Regions from separate parts of the Homo sapiens genome. Here region 2 is linked to region 1. A link is a loop called in an ENCODE intact Hi-C map of the cell type or tissue named here. Cell type or tissue: MCF 10A. All regions are shown on one strand. Each heading gives the region's core, and the rest is flanking DNA. Links, peaks and the distances in the headings are about the cores only.

Evidence for each region. A loop is a pair of places that touch in the nucleus more often than their neighbours do. Peaks named below come from ENCODE experiments on the same cell type or tissue, not always from the same donor. Only the 100,000 strongest peaks of a DNase experiment are listed, where the experiment ranks them.
Region 2: it touches region 1 in a loop (5-fold over the local background); 3 of 110 quality-filtered maps call a loop at or near these places.

Annotation. Positions count from the first base shown.
Region 1 is chr5:170,518,277-170,526,611 of GRCh38, reverse strand. All of the region lies in intron 1 of KCNIP1 (potassium voltage-gated channel interacting protein 1), which reads right to left. Among named protein-coding and RNA genes, the nearest start is that of KCNIP1, 18 kb to the right of the region's middle. In MCF 10A, for the core only: no CTCF peak of the experiment used is centred there; a DNase peak (open chromatin) is centred at 4,121.
Region 2 is chr5:170,448,156-170,456,490 of GRCh38, reverse strand. It overlaps a transcript of KCNIP1 not described here. Among named protein-coding and RNA genes, the nearest start is that of KCNIP1, 52 kb to the left of the region's middle. In MCF 10A, for the core only: no CTCF peak of the experiment used is centred there; a DNase peak (open chromatin) is centred at 4,270.

The DNA.
Region 1 (8,335 bases), core at 189-8,188:
TTCTCCTCCCAGATGTCACTACCTGAGTTGTATTGGTGACTCCCCAAGTCCAGCAAATCTCCAAAGCCCAGAAGGATAGGTCTTCAATTAAAGATGGATGTAATCTGGGTGCAGTGCATATTTGACATGTATGGGAATGAATGAGTCCCTCTAATGGCAGTTCCAATATGGCCTGGAAAGAGCAGAAAAGCCCAGACTGGAACCCGACAGGCCTGAGTTCGAATCCACCCCAGGCACATGCCTTCCCTTCCTGTAGCCTCCCTTTCTTCATCTACAGAAATGGGCTACTGCGTAGAGTTGATATTGACAACATAGCTGGCATTATTGAGTGTGTAGTAGGAGCCAGGCACTGTTCTAAGCACTGCTGACTGCTTTCTCACTTCACAGTCACAGCATGTAGGTTGAACTTTACAAATGAGGGTATTGGGGTGCCCAGGAGGGTGACATGAGCATGGCCAGGTCACACAAGTGCAAGGTGGAGGAGCCAGGTCTCAATCCCAGCCACAGGCGAAAGTGCCTGATGACCCTGAGCACACAGTGGGGTCCAGCGATGTGAGGCTCAGTGACTGAGCTGGAGCTGGCACATGGTGAATATTGGAAGGGAGGTTGTAAGATGGCAGACATGTCGCCCCAGGACAGCAGCCTGGTTGGTGCTGGCATCCTCAGCAGCCCATTTCCCTGGTGACTCTGACACAGAAGCCCTGCACAGGGGTGTGGTTTCTGGGCCCAGGATGCAGGGTGGGAGGCGCAGCTAACATGACCCGAACTAACACCCTCACCCTTGGCTAATAGAGATGTCAGAGACAGAGTCTGGAATTACTTCCTTCAACCAGGTGGACAGTGCAGCATCACATGGCTCTGCCCACCCTTACTCCCACTCCAGGAGAAGATTCCAGAACACTCCTGCCTGTCCTCAGTTGCCTGGGAAGGGGCTTGTCACCATGTTTGGCTGGCACTGCAACACTGCAGTCTGAGTCAGAGAATCACACGGCGGTAAAGGTCACAGGCTCCCAAATTAACTAGAGGAAAAACTGCCAATTGGCAAAGATGTATGTAGGGTTCTCACAGAGGTCTTCCTTCCTCTGCATTCTAGGGAGGGAAGGCAAAGGGATTATGCACAAAGATGGGTGCCCTACCTGCATGATAGTGCTTGGTTCTTGCCATTTTTAAATGTTGATTGAGCCTTTGCTAAATCTCAGGCACTACCTAAATGCTTTAATGCAGATTCTATCGCTTATCCACACAACTCTATGGGGCAGGTATCATTATGATCTTCCATTTACAGAAGAGAAAACTGAGGCTCAGGAAGGTTAAGTCACCAAGGGCTACTAAGTGCGGGAGTAGGGGTGAGGACCCAGGCAGCCTGCAGAGCGCATGCTCTTAGCCCCTCTGCTAGAGGCCTGCAGAGACAAGGTCTCACCTACGGACACAGCTATTTCCAAAGCCCAGGACAGCTGGCTCCCAGGCGTGGGTTCTTTCCACGTATCCTGGTCTCAGAGCAGGCACCCAGTAAATGGGGTGCATCAGGCTGAGCCCAGGGCCTAAATCTTAGGCAAAGTTTCCCCGGCCTTGTGCAGAAGTCCCCTCCTAACGCTGCCACCGTCAAATGTCCTCTCATCGGTTTACCCTGGAAAGCTGAGCTGAGTTGCACACTTTTCTTCTCCTGCTCCAACCCACTTCTCAGAGTCAGGGGTTTGGTGGGGAGGAATCCCTCTCACCACTAGTCAGCCCTCAAAGAACTCAGGGAACTTGACCACCCAGAGGGAGCTGTCTGCTCCATGCCAGGGCAGCCGGGCCTCAGAACCAAGAACACTGGGCTGGGTCCTGGGGTGGCCATGGGTAAGGTCCCTCCTCTCTCAGGACCTGTTTCTCCCTCTGTAAAATGAAGGCATGAACTAGTTTAAACTGAATTCCCGCCCCGCCCCATACCACCCCTCCACCACCCACACTTGGATTTCACATTTTGTGTTTCCATCTTGGGACAGGCAGCAGGCACTTGATAAGATGGCCACTGTGCACTGGTCATGCTCTGAGTCTTTTACATGAATATGTCATTGAATCCTCCCAACAACCCCATGGATGGGTTCTGTTATTACTATTATTTCTACATTATAGATGGGAAGAAAGAATAACAGAGGGGCCAAGTGACTTGTCCTGGGTCACACAGCTAGCAAGTGACAGAGCTAAGATTGAAACCCACACAGTGTAGCTCCAGAGTCCAGAACATTCACCCTTGCATTCCTCCCTTCCACACATGTATGCTCAGGCTTGGCAAAGCCACATTGGACAACTGGGAGAAGTGCATGTGGCATCTGATAGGGTTGGGTGTCACAAGCAGGGCAGGGGATGCAGTGCTGGAGCGTTGGCAGCTTGGGAAGGGTCTTCAGGACAGTCAGAAGGGGCCAAGTTGGTGCTGAGAGTGAAGGAAACCATGGAAGGACTCCAACCTTGGGAATGTGTAGACAGATTTACTGGAAGACATTGGATCTGGAGGCAGTGGGAGGCTGGTCCCCAGGGGATGAGGGTGGGGAGGCCAGGGAGGAGGCCACCACAAGAAAGCCAGGGCAGACCATGGAGCCCAGACCTGGGCTGTGCCGGAGGACTGGGGGGTGGTGCTGGGAGAACAGGCAGGAGCCAAGACACATCTGCTGTAGAACTGACATGACCTGGCTTCGGATGGTGCACAGGGAGTGGGAAAGGACTAGCAGGTTAGGACTCCTGGGTTCCTAGTGGAGGTCTGGGAGGTTAGGTATGTCTGGCTGGGAAGAGAATATGGACTGAGAGGCAGACTGGGGTAGGAGGAGAATGGCTCAGGCTGGAGTGCAATGGGCTGGAGGAGACACGTGAGGGAGATGCCCAGCATGCATTTGCAGATGCCTGGCTGGAAAGACACTTGGTGTCATCCGCATATATGTGCTAATGGGCAGGGGTGGATTGTCCCAGGGAGGTGACACGTGCAGGGAGTAAAGAAGAGGGATTAGGTCAGAACTCTGGGGACCCCCTCCTGTAAGGGAGTGGGTGGAGGAGAGAACTCATCAACTCCCCGCCTCCCTTAGCTTTACGTTTGCCATGTCCTGGCCCAGCCAGGTAGGAGTCTTAGGAGGAGGAATGATTACCCTCTTCTTTCAAAGTCGACTCTGAGAATCAGCCACTGGCTGCAGTTCCGGAACCCTGCCTTTCTACTCTGGCACCAGCCCAGGATTCTCCAGCAGGCTCTGAATCGTGTAATTATCCATGCAATAATTATGCCTGGCAGAAAGCATCGGCTTTCCTGGCGGAGGGCTTCCCAGAGCATCGCCTAGCAGTTCAGCCACCCTCAGCCTGCTCTGAGGACAGCTCTCTGCAGCACGCAAGATCAGGAGTGCAGTCCCTGGCCGAGGGAACTGAACTCTACCTTGGGCACCTGTCAGACTGTCTCTTCCGGTGGCAGGGTGGGGCAGGGGGAGCTGCCCACACCACTTGGTTGGGCTTCCTGAATGTACAGCCCATCTCGACCTGTTCCCACCAGCATGCTTCCACCATCTCCCACAGCCCTATTTATGACCTAGAGAGAAAAAAATCTATCAACTCGGAGCAGTAGCTAATCAGTTTACTTGGTTGCCTGGGGTCTCCTGATGTAATTATAATTCCTACTAAGGCACTGGCGAGTGTCAGACTCATTTCAACAACTGCTGCAGACACGATCATCAAAGCGCCAAGATTCCTTTGTTCCAAGTCCTGTTCAGAAGTGGCTCAGGAGGTCCTCTTTAGAGGGAAAACTCTAAGCATTGGAATTTTTTTCTGCTTCCTCTCCTTCCTGCTGTACTCTTCCTTACAGAGATCAGGGAGAATCTGCCAGAATGTCCCAGTGCAGCTGGAAACAGACCCAGACCCGTGGGGTGTGGATGTGGCTCCCAAATGCCATTGGGCTGGCCAGAGAAGCCTCATGCTGAGACAGGAATGGTGCCCTGGGGAGGCTGCTGGCTGTGTCCCAAAGACCTCACAAGGTGGCATTTACCTTGGCGAATTCCCCAGCCTCTGGCAGTGAGCCTTGGGGGCTTGGAAGCCTGATTTTGCTGGCACACCCAGCAAAAGGGACTCATCTGTCAGGCGAATACTCCCATTAGCTCAGATCATGTGACCAACATATAAACCACAATGAGAAATGCAACTGCCATGCAGAACAAGAATGCTGAAGTTGTCATGCCTGGCATTGTCTCTCCCTGAGGCAGAGCTGCCTGGGGAGCACATTACAATAATGTTTCTTGGTGAACCCAGACTCATCGGGATGCTGGTGGAACCACTCAAATGTTTAATGGCAACAGGCTCTGACCATCTGCTGCAGGCTGTCCTCGGGAGGGAAGCAGCTGACATCAGGATTACACAGGCCTTGTCCATGATCAGGGCAGGGCTTCCCTGGATAGGCTTGGTGCGGACCCTGCCAGCTGACCTCTGGTCCTTGAGCTGCCCTGTTCCATGCCCAAGATGACCACATAGTACCTGGGCTCAGACTCCTTGGCCAGCTGGGACTCCACCCAGCTGATCTGGTGCCCAGCCCTGAATTGCTGCCGGTGGCAGGCCTGGCTGTGATCTCCATACTATATCATGTGCTTCTCCAAGACTAGAGTTGTTCCTGGGCCAGAGACCACATTTTCTGCTCCCCTTTCACCTAGATGTAGAGGATGCCTTAGGGTTGGGGGAGCAACAAGATGGAAGGAGGCTAGGTCCCTGAGTGACTACATGGAAGAAGGCTACTGGCCCATCAAGAAGTTATATGAATGATAAAAACAATTCTATGTTTCAGCCTACTGCAATATTGGGGTTTATTTGTTATAGCAGCTAGGGTTACCCTAAAGTATAATTGCTCTAGCCTAGGCCTACCTCCTTGAGATTATGGTTGTCAGCCAAAGGAGTGTTAAATCTTTGGAAAGACTTCAAATTTATATTCAAACACCATCTCTTGTGTCACTCCTAAAGGTGGCCGATGGTGCATGCTGTGTGTGGATTTTGCTCTCCTGACTTCTAACTTTGATTCCCCTTGTCCTTCCCAGACGTAAGCTGATGTTACTTGGAGATCCCCAGCCACAGACATGACATTGCAAATGGGATTCTGAAAGTTCAATGATTTCTACAAATCAGCACACAAAAGACTGAAATGGTCTTTCACTCTGGAAGAGGAGTTTAAACACACATATACACAAACATAGAAACATACACTCACAAAAGCAGGTGGGAGACAGAGCAGAGAGACAGCCTGCACTGAGCAGATGGAGCAGTGAACATGGACTTGGTGAGAACTAGAATGCAAATAAACTTCATCTATCTTCCATGTCAACTATGTTCAACTGGTAGTGACTGCTTGAAGCATTGTGTTAAGAAAGATTCTGAGGTCACATTCTAGCTCAGAATAAAAAAGTCTCATAATGAGGGATCTGTGTCTGCCATGGCTGATGGATATGGGAGGGATAGCACATGCCAGGCAGTGTCATGCTTGTGCTAAGGACTAGGATTGTGGTTGCAGAGGAACCTGTATTTATCAAGTCTGTTGCCTGAGACCCATGGGCTCACACTGTAACAACCCAAACGTTAATTCTCAAACGGGTGTCTATTATGGAGCAGGCATTTCACATATACCTTCTCAATTAAGCCCCACAGCAACCCAAGAAGGGAGGCATTAGCTCTGTTTTGCAGACGAAGGATCTGAGGCTCATAGAGAGTAGATGACTTATCCAAGGCCACACGCCCGAGAAAGGCAGAACCAGGTTCTGAACAGCACTGCCCGGCTTCTGAGTCTGTGCACTTCACCATTATGTGGAGCCTTCCCTGAAGGAAGTGGTGTCTGGGTTGAGAAGGGGCAATGCATGTCAGCCCCAGAGTCCGGCTGCTGAAATTGACATAGCAGAGCAATGGTGGGCGAGAGTGAGGAGGGTTTATCTCCAGGGACGCTCAGGCGGAGGTAAAGCAAACACCAAAATGTTTTTGAGTTGGATCTTCCTACAGCCTTTCTCTGTCTCTCAAGTTGGTTTATAATGCATTCCCCTAAAGTTTTGGATGACAGCCAAGAAAAGGAGGAAGAGAAGGAAGGAGATGGAAGATTCTTGTGTTGTCAGTTCCAATGATGTGCGAGGCCCCAGGGAGGGACTGTGGAGCTGGCAGTCAGAACTGGGATTCAGTCTACCATTGCTTCAAGTTGGCTGCGCAACTGAAGGAAACAGCTTTCCTGGGGCTTAATTTCCCCAAGGGTCAGATTGAGCTAATACTAGGTAGTAGGTGTAGAATCTCTGAGACCTAAGGGCACAGACGGGCCTGGGTTCTGATGCTGTCCCTGCACTTAGCAGCTATGTGACCTTGGGCTGGTCATCACTTCTTTTCTCTGAGCTTCAGTTTTCTTGTCTCTAAAACTGAGACAATAACAGCATCTGCTTCATAGGACTGTGTGACAATTAAGTGAGATAATTTAAGGGCAGTGCCCAGCACAGTGTCTGATGTATACAAAGAGGTATACATGCTTCATCCCTCTACACACATGCACACACCAAACACCCTTTAAGGAACTCCTCCTGTTTGACACGTAGAGTCGCAGGGTGGTACTAGAAGCTTGGGGACTGCCTGCCTCAGATTGCATAGAGTGCTTTATAACCTTAAAGAAATTCAGCCCAGATTCTGTTCATTTCTTCATGCTTTCGCTCACCCCCTGTCTTTGCTTGAATTCTTTCTACCTGATTTCTCTTCTACATCTTTCAACAATAAGAACAATCACAACAATACAAATGACAACAGCCAATTAATTCTCCCTCTGCGGAGGGCTTGCTATGGGCAGGCAGCCGCTGTCTGCACTCTACATGTTTACATTTTCTTCCATACTCTTATTACCCATCTCTCTCCCTTCCTTCCTCCCTTTCTTGACTTTGTTCCAAGATTTGGGAGAATAATAAATCAACTCCATAGACAGATAAAGGCTGCAGGCAGCTCTAATCCAAAAACCACTTTGGTCTTTCCATTACCTCCTGTCCTGTGCTGCCTCGGAGACAAATTCCCTCCCTCGCTCCATTTACACTTTATTTTCCATCCTCTTCCCAAAGAGCCAATGTGGTCAATATTACTAACCTTACTGGACACAAGAAGACAGTAAGGCTCAGCAGAAATACTTCCCTAGGGCCACACCACCAGGGAAAAACAAGTCTGGGATTTAAATCCAAGGGTGTTTGGTCCCCAAATCGTATTCCTTATTCAGCAGAACAGCATTTGAACCCAAATGCCTGCAGGCCATCTATCTATCTCAACAACCCCGCTGGCACCACATGACTCATTCAGAGGACACTCTCAGGCCAGAGTGCCAGAATCAGGGGATTCAAGGTGAATCCAAGCCACACATGTTCCACCAAAGAGACACACAAAGTCTCTAGTCTATCATTATTGACCCATATATCAGCTCAATGTCTCCACTAGTAATGGAAATAATAAATGATACCAATATTAATAGCTGCTGCCATTAGCGGAGCCCTCACTATATGCCACACCCCTAAAAACCATGAGAACCTTATAATGCTGGTGCGAGATTATTCCTTTTCCACACACAAAGAACAGAGGCTCTACAGGTGCCTCTGACTTGCCTAGAGCAGAGGGTGGGTGGGCTGTGGAGGCACTGGCACCTGAAATCACTTCTGTAATCCCTCCTGCCATTGGGGAGGACTTGCTGCCAAGAAGAACATCTCCAGAGCCAGGATGTGCCTCTCATTCCTGCCGCACAGCAAGGTCACTGAGGAGGGAGGCTTGGACTCTCCAGAAGCAGCCGGTGGGAGAGGCCATTTTCCCCACTGTTCCCTGTGATCAGTTAGCACAGAATCCCAGTAGAACAGACCCTACCTCTGAGGGCAAAGTGGTGGGTACAAGGGCCAGGCCAAGCTGACATCCGGGGGCTTCCAGGGGCAGTGTAGGTGCCAAGAAATCTTCCCAACCTGCCAGGTTATCGAATTGCTCATGCTGGCAATAGTGTTAATGCAGGTATATTCTGATGTGCCTGATAACCCCCGCGTTATCTTCAAAGATGAAACATTTAACTCTGATGAGTTCATCCAAGAGAACAGCCTGTGTCTTTCTGCAAGTTCATCCCTTCATTTCACAAATATTTATTGAAGACTTGACGATGTACCAGCCATGGCACTGTGCCACGTGCTGGAATGCAAATGTCAAGAAAGCAGCTTACATTAAAATGATTCTGAAAGTACCAACCAGGAATAAGAGAAGAAATCTGAAGGCATGGGCTGATTTGTCTTATTCTTTCCTACTTTTGACAAATACACCTGGGGGAATTCAAGTTCTGGGGGTTGGAAATCCTTCTGTGCAGCCTAGTCAA
Region 2 (8,335 bases), core at 121-8,120, 70 kb after region 1:
CTTTTTTTAAAAAAATTTTACTCTAAGTTTGGGGATACATGTGCAGAATGTGCAGGTTTGTTACACAGGTATACATGTGCCATGGTGGTTTGCTGCACCTATCAACCTGTCATCTAGGTTTTAAACCCCATATGCATGAGGTATTTGTCCTAATGCTCTCCCTCCACTTGCCCCCCACCCTCCGACAGGCCCCGGTGTGTGATGTTCCCCTCCCTGTGTCCATGTGTACTCATTGTTCAACTCCCACTTATGAGTGAGAATATGTGGTGTTTGTTTATCTGTTCCTGTGTCAGTTTGCTGAGAATGATGGCTTCCAGCTTCATCTATGTCCCTGCAAAGGACATAAACTCATTCTTTTTTATGGCTGCATAGTATTCCATGGTGTATATGTGCCACATTTTCTTTGTCCAGTCTATCATTGATGGGCATTTGGGTTGGTTCCAAGTCTTTGCCATTGGAAATAGTGCCTCAATAAATATATGTATGCATGTGTCTTTATAGTAGAATGATTTATAATCCTTTGGGTGTATACCCAGTAATGGGATTGCTGGGTCAAATGGTATTTCTGGTTCTAGATCCTTGAGGAATCGCCATATTGTCTTCCACAGTGGTTGAACTAATTTACAGTCCCACCAACAGTGTAACTTTCTCCATTTTTAATGTAGGTATGTGGAGCTATAAATTTCCCTCTAAGCATTGCTTTAGCTATATTGCATAAATTTTTATATGTTGTGTCTTAATTTTCATTCATCTCAAAGTATTTTCTCATTTATTTTGTGATTTCTTCTTCAACCAATTGGTTACTTATGGGTATGTTAATTTCTATATAGTTGTGAGTTTCCAAAAGTTCTTTCTAATTTTATTCTTTGTGGCCAAGGAACAGATTGTGTATAATTTCAGTCCTTTTAAATTATCGAAGCTTGTTTTGTGGCCTAGCATATGGTCTATTCTACAGAATGTTTGATGTGTACTTAAGAAGAATATGTGGGCCAGGCATGTGGCTTGTGCCTATAATCCCAGCACTTTGGGAAGCTGAGGCCCATGTATCACCTGAGCCTGGGAAGTTGAGGCTGCAGTGAGCCATGATCACACCACTGCACTCTAGCCTGGGCAACAGAGTAAGATCCTGTTGAAGAAGAAGAAGAAGGAGAAGGAGAAAGAGAAGAAGGAAGAAGAAGAAGGGGAAGGGGAAGGGGAAGGGGAGGAGGAGGAGAAGTAGGAGGAGGAAGACTTCTGTTGTTGGGTGGATTATTCTATAGATATCCATTAGGCCTAGTTGGTGTATAGCTTTGTTAAAATATTCTATTTTCTTGTTGATCTTATGTCTAGTTGTTCTATCCATTATTGAAAGTGAGGTATTGAAGTTTCTAAATATTGCTGAGCTGCCTATTTATTTATCCCTTCAACTTTGTCAGTTTTTGTTTTATGTATTTTGAGATTCTATTTTTAGGAGCATATTTGTTTATAATTGTGGTATCTTCCTGATATTTTGATACTTTTATTATTATAAAATGTCCCTTTCTATCTGTATTAACATTTTTGTTTTAAAATCCATTTTGTCTAACATTGAAATAGCTACTCCAGGTTTATCTCTTCTTTTTTTAAGAACAATATTTTTTTAACCTTCATTGAACTTTGTAGTGAGGGTAAAAGTAATAGAAACATCAAATGAATACACAGACTAGATAATCTGTAAAAATAACTAGTTCTTTATGTTTACACAGAAGTCTGTCACACAGATTTCAGAATTACATAGCTTAAAGAGTTCTAATTATATAAAAACATTCTTAATTCTGAAATATTTCCAACTTCCTACTCATTTTTCTTAGAAATCTACAGGCAACATTTCATAGTTTTACCAGGTAAAGTTTAATGTCTTTTCATATGATCATCAGGAAGTTTTCTAAACTTCTCACCTGCATTCTTAATTCTTAGTCTGTGTAAGACAGAGTACAAAAACCAGTTCTCCTGGGCATCAGGTATCTCCTGACTTATAAGTAAGGGTCTCTGGCAGGATGCAAACATTTTAGGTCAAGGCCACTTCTTGGAATTTGTTTCAGGTTTAGGTACACTCCTCTAGTCCTTCATTACATTTAATGCCAATCTCTTTGTTTCACATTGCTCATTATCACTTGGAAGAAGCTACCTGTATGCATACCAAAATTTAATTTGTCCCTTCCTCCCACCTTTTGTGAGTTAATTATACTCACTTCTTCGAGTCAACCATGAAAACAAATGCACTTCTTGAGGATTTTAAAGAAATTTGGGTGTGTTGAGAAAGAAAAGACCTTCTAAAACTGCAGGACGTTTTCCTCTTTTTGCAAAGCATGAATTATTCTTCTAGGAATAAAGCTTGCTTTCCTGTGAATGGATTGAAATCTGGAGCTAGCTAACCTTCTTGAGCAGCTGTAATAGTTTTCTAAACTGTGTAACAACTAACATACCTTTATGATGTGACAGTTTCTGTGGGTCAGAAGAATGGACACGGTTCAGCTGTGTCCTTTTCCCCAGGTCTCACAAGACTGCAATCAAGGTGTTGGCTGGTCTGTATTTTACTTGTCAGGCTCAACTTGGGGAGAATCTAGTTCCAGCCTTACTCAGGATGTTGGCAGAATTCATTTCCTGTATGTGTAGAACCAAGGACGTCTGTTTCTTGCTGGGTGTTTGCTGGATGCCAGTCTCAGCACCTGGGCTTCCCACAGCTCCTTGCCACGTGGAAGTCTTCATCATGGTTACATACTTTGTCAAGTCAGCAAGGAGAATCTCTAGCATGAATCTTCCATCATAAAGGAGCCACATGATGTAATGTAATCACAGGAGTAACGTCCCACCACCTCCGCCATATTCCACTGGTTAGAAGCAAGTCACAGATCTCATCTACCTTCAAGTGGAGGTTATTACATAAAGGTGTAAATACCAGAAGGCAGAGCTGATTGGCAATTAATTTAGGGTCTGTCCACTAGTCGTGTTGGAGTACTCCTTAAAAGATATGCCCCAAAGTTACTTTCAGATTTTCTAAAAAGGAAACTGGAACCAGGAATGTGGTACCCCGCTAAATGATGCCTGGAAGTGCACCTGTTTTCTTTGGTGGTATGGTGGCTGCAATATGTGAAAACTGCCTTTCCCCATCCTTCAGCACTAAGCCAGCACATTGGAAGATGTGACAAAGACCATTACATTGAAATAGAGGCCACTTCTCTAATAAGGCAACTTTCCTTTAAAGTTAAATTGAGAAACTAAGTGACTGGATGATATCCTTTTAATGGCTGCTGAGCGTAAATGCATTTTGAGAGCAAATGCTCCTTCAGGAATGATCATTTCTAATGTTCTTTCAAGTCGTCAATTTGGAGGGTGAAGAGGAATGTGATTAGAAGACCAAACTAACAAAGAATTTTGAGACCAGCAAAAATGTTGACTGCACGGACGTATAATTTAAACTGCCAAAGTGCTAGCACATTTTTCATGCAAAATATACTTAATCAGTAATAATCCTGTTCCTCAAGAAGGCTTCTAATATGTTTTATTGCCTTTTTAGATTTTTCCCCCTTCATTTTCTAAAATATAATCATAGTTCAGCAACTCCATCTGTGAACGATCCAGCGATGAATTCTGGGTGGTAATGATGTACAACGAGTGAATAACAATTCCTTAATCACGCTGTTTCCTCTGTTGTCGCCTCATTTGAATTCCTGGTTTTCAGAAAATTCAATTATAGTTGCAATTTCATCAAGAAATTACTCAGACAAATAACTGACAGAGAGTAACAGTTCGCTTCTTTGTCAGGATAAAGGCAGAGGGAGCAGGGTGGGGAGAGAAGTGGCAAAAGACAGATTTGATTAAAAGTGTCGTAAAGAAGTTTTGCTTTCCTGAGAGGCAAAGGAGAAGGGTGACAATTTTACAGCCATGGATGTCAGCTTGGCCTGAAGATGGGAAGTGACAGGAGCCCCTAAATGAAACTTCCTCATCCATCAAGGCTGGCCTAACATCCCTCTCTGGACCCATCACCAGCTTTTGTTGACATTTATGAGGCCCCAGCCCTCATTCCAGGCAGAAATTTACAATGGGCAATCAGAGGTGCCCATGGCTACCTTCATCATCTGAGTTTCATATTGAATTCTGTAGCCATGCACACTAGGCGCTTTCCGGTTGCTAAGGAGAAGCCCTATCTTGACTTCAACGTTGCCAATAAAGATTCTCTGAGTTTTCGAAGAAGGAGATTAATCATCCTCCTCAACTAACATCTGTTGGCATTCTGTCTCCATTGGGTGATTCAGCCCATTACCCAACCACTGTCAGAGGTGATGCAAGCACCACACAGTGCGTCTCTAATCCACACTCAAAGCCTGAATTTTGTTCTGTTCTCAGTCCCCAATGCCACCAACCACGTTTCCCTCTGGGTCTTTCCATGGGAAGCAGGCCTGAGGAATGGAGACGGAGTCACAGGGGTGTCCATGGATTGGAGTGATATCAGCAGGACTTATGAGGATGGCCTTACAGTTACCACTCCATGACAATAGCCACCAGCCCAGGCCTGGGCAGGGCAGCTCCTGGGATAGAGAGTGTCTGCTCCATGCTGCATGCTCTTACCTCTCTGGAAGCAGATGTAATCATCCAGTGATAACATTCTTTTTCTCAAGGAATATTAGCTGATCTCTTTCCAGATGAGACATGCCCAGTCACGGACACCCAGGACAGCAAAGCTTGCATCTTCCCCCTGCAAACACACACACACACACACACACACACACACACACACACACACACACAATGCAGGAGAAGCTGAAGCAACTGTCCGGAAAACATATAGTATGTACAAAGTTGTCTACTCCAGCTGATGCTCCCTATCAGAAATACATTTCTCACTATCAATTAGCTTGCAGAAATTGTTTAATTAGGTATTTTTTTTTTTTTGCAAGTTCAGGTTTCTGGGAAATGGGTGGTGTCAATGCCCTTTAGCCAAAGACCAGGAACACACCTGCAGTTGAACGGAGCTGGGTTTATTGGCTCATTGCAGCAAGGAGATTGTGCACTGTGGGGAACAGTGAGGGGTCTTTGTGAGAGGGTGTTACGAAGAACTTACAAAAGGATGGGGGCTTGTGTTAAGTGACTAGGGAGGGTTCAATTGGATGCCATCAGGCAGTAGGAATCATTCTATAATTGGGTACCTATAATCTTATCTATAAGGTAGAAGGACTAGTGCAGGGCCAACATTATAAACATTGGTAAACAGTTACTCCCATTAGCCCAAAAAAGCGGGATGTCTGGTCATTTTTGTGGTTTAGACAATGTTCTTGTTTTATCTGCGTTTAGACATGACTACGAAGTGCTCTCGATTTTGTCTTGCTCCAACACAGTCAGAATAGCCTTGTCTGATGTCAATGTTCTGTGAAATTGTTCAACAGGAGACAAACTGTGAGGACCAGGCCAGCTCCCGTCAGTTGGGGCTGCTTGCCTCTTTCTCAGCAACAAACTTTTTCAAGGTTGTGATCCCCTTCTTCATATCCATGCTCTCGGTAATCGCACACACTCTTCTAAATACTAAGCACCTTCTCTATGGCAAGTGTCAGGTGATGGGACTGGAGCACTGAACGTGTCAGCCACAGTCCCACCCTCTCAAAGCCCCTGGCCTTGCAGGGGAGATAATCACGATGGGGTGTGATGAGCGCTCAGCTTGCGATCCGCAGGATTTTATCAGCCTCAAAATGGAAGGGATCCTGCGTGGCCAGGGGAGACATTCTGAAAACCGATAGAAGTTGGCCAGAGAAAGAGAAGGGGGAAACTGTTTCTGGGGATCGGGGCGGAGGTGGTCGGAGCAACTGGGTCAAATCTTTAATTCTTGAGATGTGAGAGCTACAAGGGGTTTACAGGGGCAGGAATGAGGGGTGTGGGTGGATAGCAGGCAGGAGCTAGAACACAGGAGGCCTTGCAAGCCCTTCAGAGGAGTCTGGGCGGAATTTAGCCTATGGTGAGTAATAGGGAGCCACGGAAGGGTTTTCAGCTAGGGAATGCTGTGGTCTGATTTACATTTTCAGGATACACCTACAGAGTGACTGTGAGAAAGGAAGACAGACAGGGGTGGGTGGCGGAACTGAACATCTTGATTTGTGAGTAGATGCGGGGTCCAACCCGCAGACCCTGGCTGAGTGATGGATGAAAAAATGTATGCAGACACAGATTTTTTGCCTGGCTGCACGGCTAAGGGACTGGGCCACTCACAGGCACCGAGGAGGGTGCTGTAAAGAGTCAGCAGCTGCAGCCTTGACAAGCTGGTGCTGTGGGCATATATTCAGTACAGATTTAATGACAAAGGCTTTGAGTCAACACACTTGTGGGTAATTAACATGGTGGCAGGGGGTGGGGTGAGGGTGGGGTGGGGGGTCGGGCGATCCTTTCCCCCAAGAGAGCAGTCCTGAGCATGGATGATTAAAGGCCATGTTTCAAGGCCTAAGTAAACTAACTTATCTAGATTAATTCCCTTACACTTCCTTGTTATTTACTCTGAGAAAATTCAGCTGCCTTCAGCCAAATCCTTTCCCAAAACTTTTGCAAAACCTCCCGGCCTTCCAAGAAGGTTTGAGTCTTTCTATAATTTTTATAATTTTTCCTACCACCCTGACTGAACTCCTACAAGTAGAGACCCCAGGCCCTATATGACTGCTTCTAGTTATCAAAGCAGGAGAAGGAACTGCAAAGGAGGGTGGGGTCTGAGGGTAGAGTGGAATTAGCTGACCCATTGCTCAGGAGTACCTGGCAATGCTGCTACTTCTAATCCCAACTGGTGTCCACTCAGCATTTAACATACACCGCCGGCACTGTTCTGTTCTAAGTTCCTTATGTGGATTATTGTATTGTATCAGCACAATAGCTGTATGGAGTAGGTGCTTCTAATTTTTAGCCCTAGGTTATAGGTGAGGAAACTGAAGCACAGAGAGGCTGAGCAATTTGCACATCATCCAGCTGCTAAGTGGGGCAGGAGTTCAACCTACAGCAGCCTGATTCAGGACCTGCCCGATTTTCCTCTGGACTCCTTGGAGCCCTGGAAGTGCCAGGCTCTGCCCTGCACATTGTGCTCATCTGGGCCTCAGAAAACTGTGGTCCAAGGGTGTGTGGAGCTCAGGGAATGTCAGTGCCCGAAGCACAGTTTGGAAGTTGAGGGCTACTTTTCAGGAGTTGGGACAAAGAGCTTAGAAGCTCAGCAATTATGAGGAAGCTCCTGTAACTTAGCAAGTTGCTATCTTTGAGTCTGAAGTGTCCAGTACGGGGCTTGCTGGTTTTGCCCTAGAAGTTTGAGTGTAATAAATGTGTATGAATGAACAAATGGAGAATGAATGAATGAACCAACTCACTACCTCTCTTCTAAATAGATGGCAATAGGATATTGTGCAGATGAGACAGGAGAGGGCTAGTGTCTCATTTCCAAGGACACTTTCTTATGGAGGCACTGGAATTGCCACTGTGATGATGTTAACCCACAAGGAGAATTCGCTTCCTTGAATTAAGCATGAAGTAGAGTGCTGCATGTGCTTCCCAGCTGCGTAGCCCTAGACGGGTCCCTTACACTCCCTGAGCCTCAGTGTTCTCATCTGTAATACGGGAACAATTACCTTGTAGGGTTGTTTTCATAATTATAGAGTATATTTTAAGTGTCTGTTAGGCATTTGGTACATAATGGGTGCTGGGTAGATGAAAGAAGATATGGAAACGAGTCATTTTTGAACAGTTATAAATCACTGAAAAGTATGGCTTTATTCACTACAACCAGAGGGAAAGAGGGGTGGGAAACAGGCCTTGTTGGGTCCAGACCAGCTCATACACTATTATTTGTTTGCAATGCCTTTTCACTTGTGGCTTTTTATCTTGCCCATTCTTGAAAATTGCTAAAGAAATGGGCCTTCTCTGGTAATTGTTCCTTTTGGTGGTCAGTATTCCTCAGGCAAGTCTCTCCATTAGCATCACCATGGCAACCTGCCCACTCAAGGGGCTTGCAGCCCACACTTCCCCCAGGGAGTAAGCAGCCACTCCTCCAAGCCCCCAGGGCCTCCATGGCTGGTCAGAGAAAAGGGAGCACAGCAATGTGAGCACTTCTACCTGCAGGATCTGGGATGTGGGCGTAAGAGGACACGGGGCCTGGCGTACAGCAGATGTACAAGACATGCTGGTAGAAGTGAAATGAGGCAACTCTATTTTGGGGTTTCCTGGAACAGGGCAATTGCCCTGAGTCCAAAAACTGAAGCTGCTCCATGCTGCCAGGCAGTGATAGTGGGGGATCACTCTGGCCTAAGAGAGTTCAATCCATCCACTCATTCAACAATATCAATAGGCTGGGCAACTATAC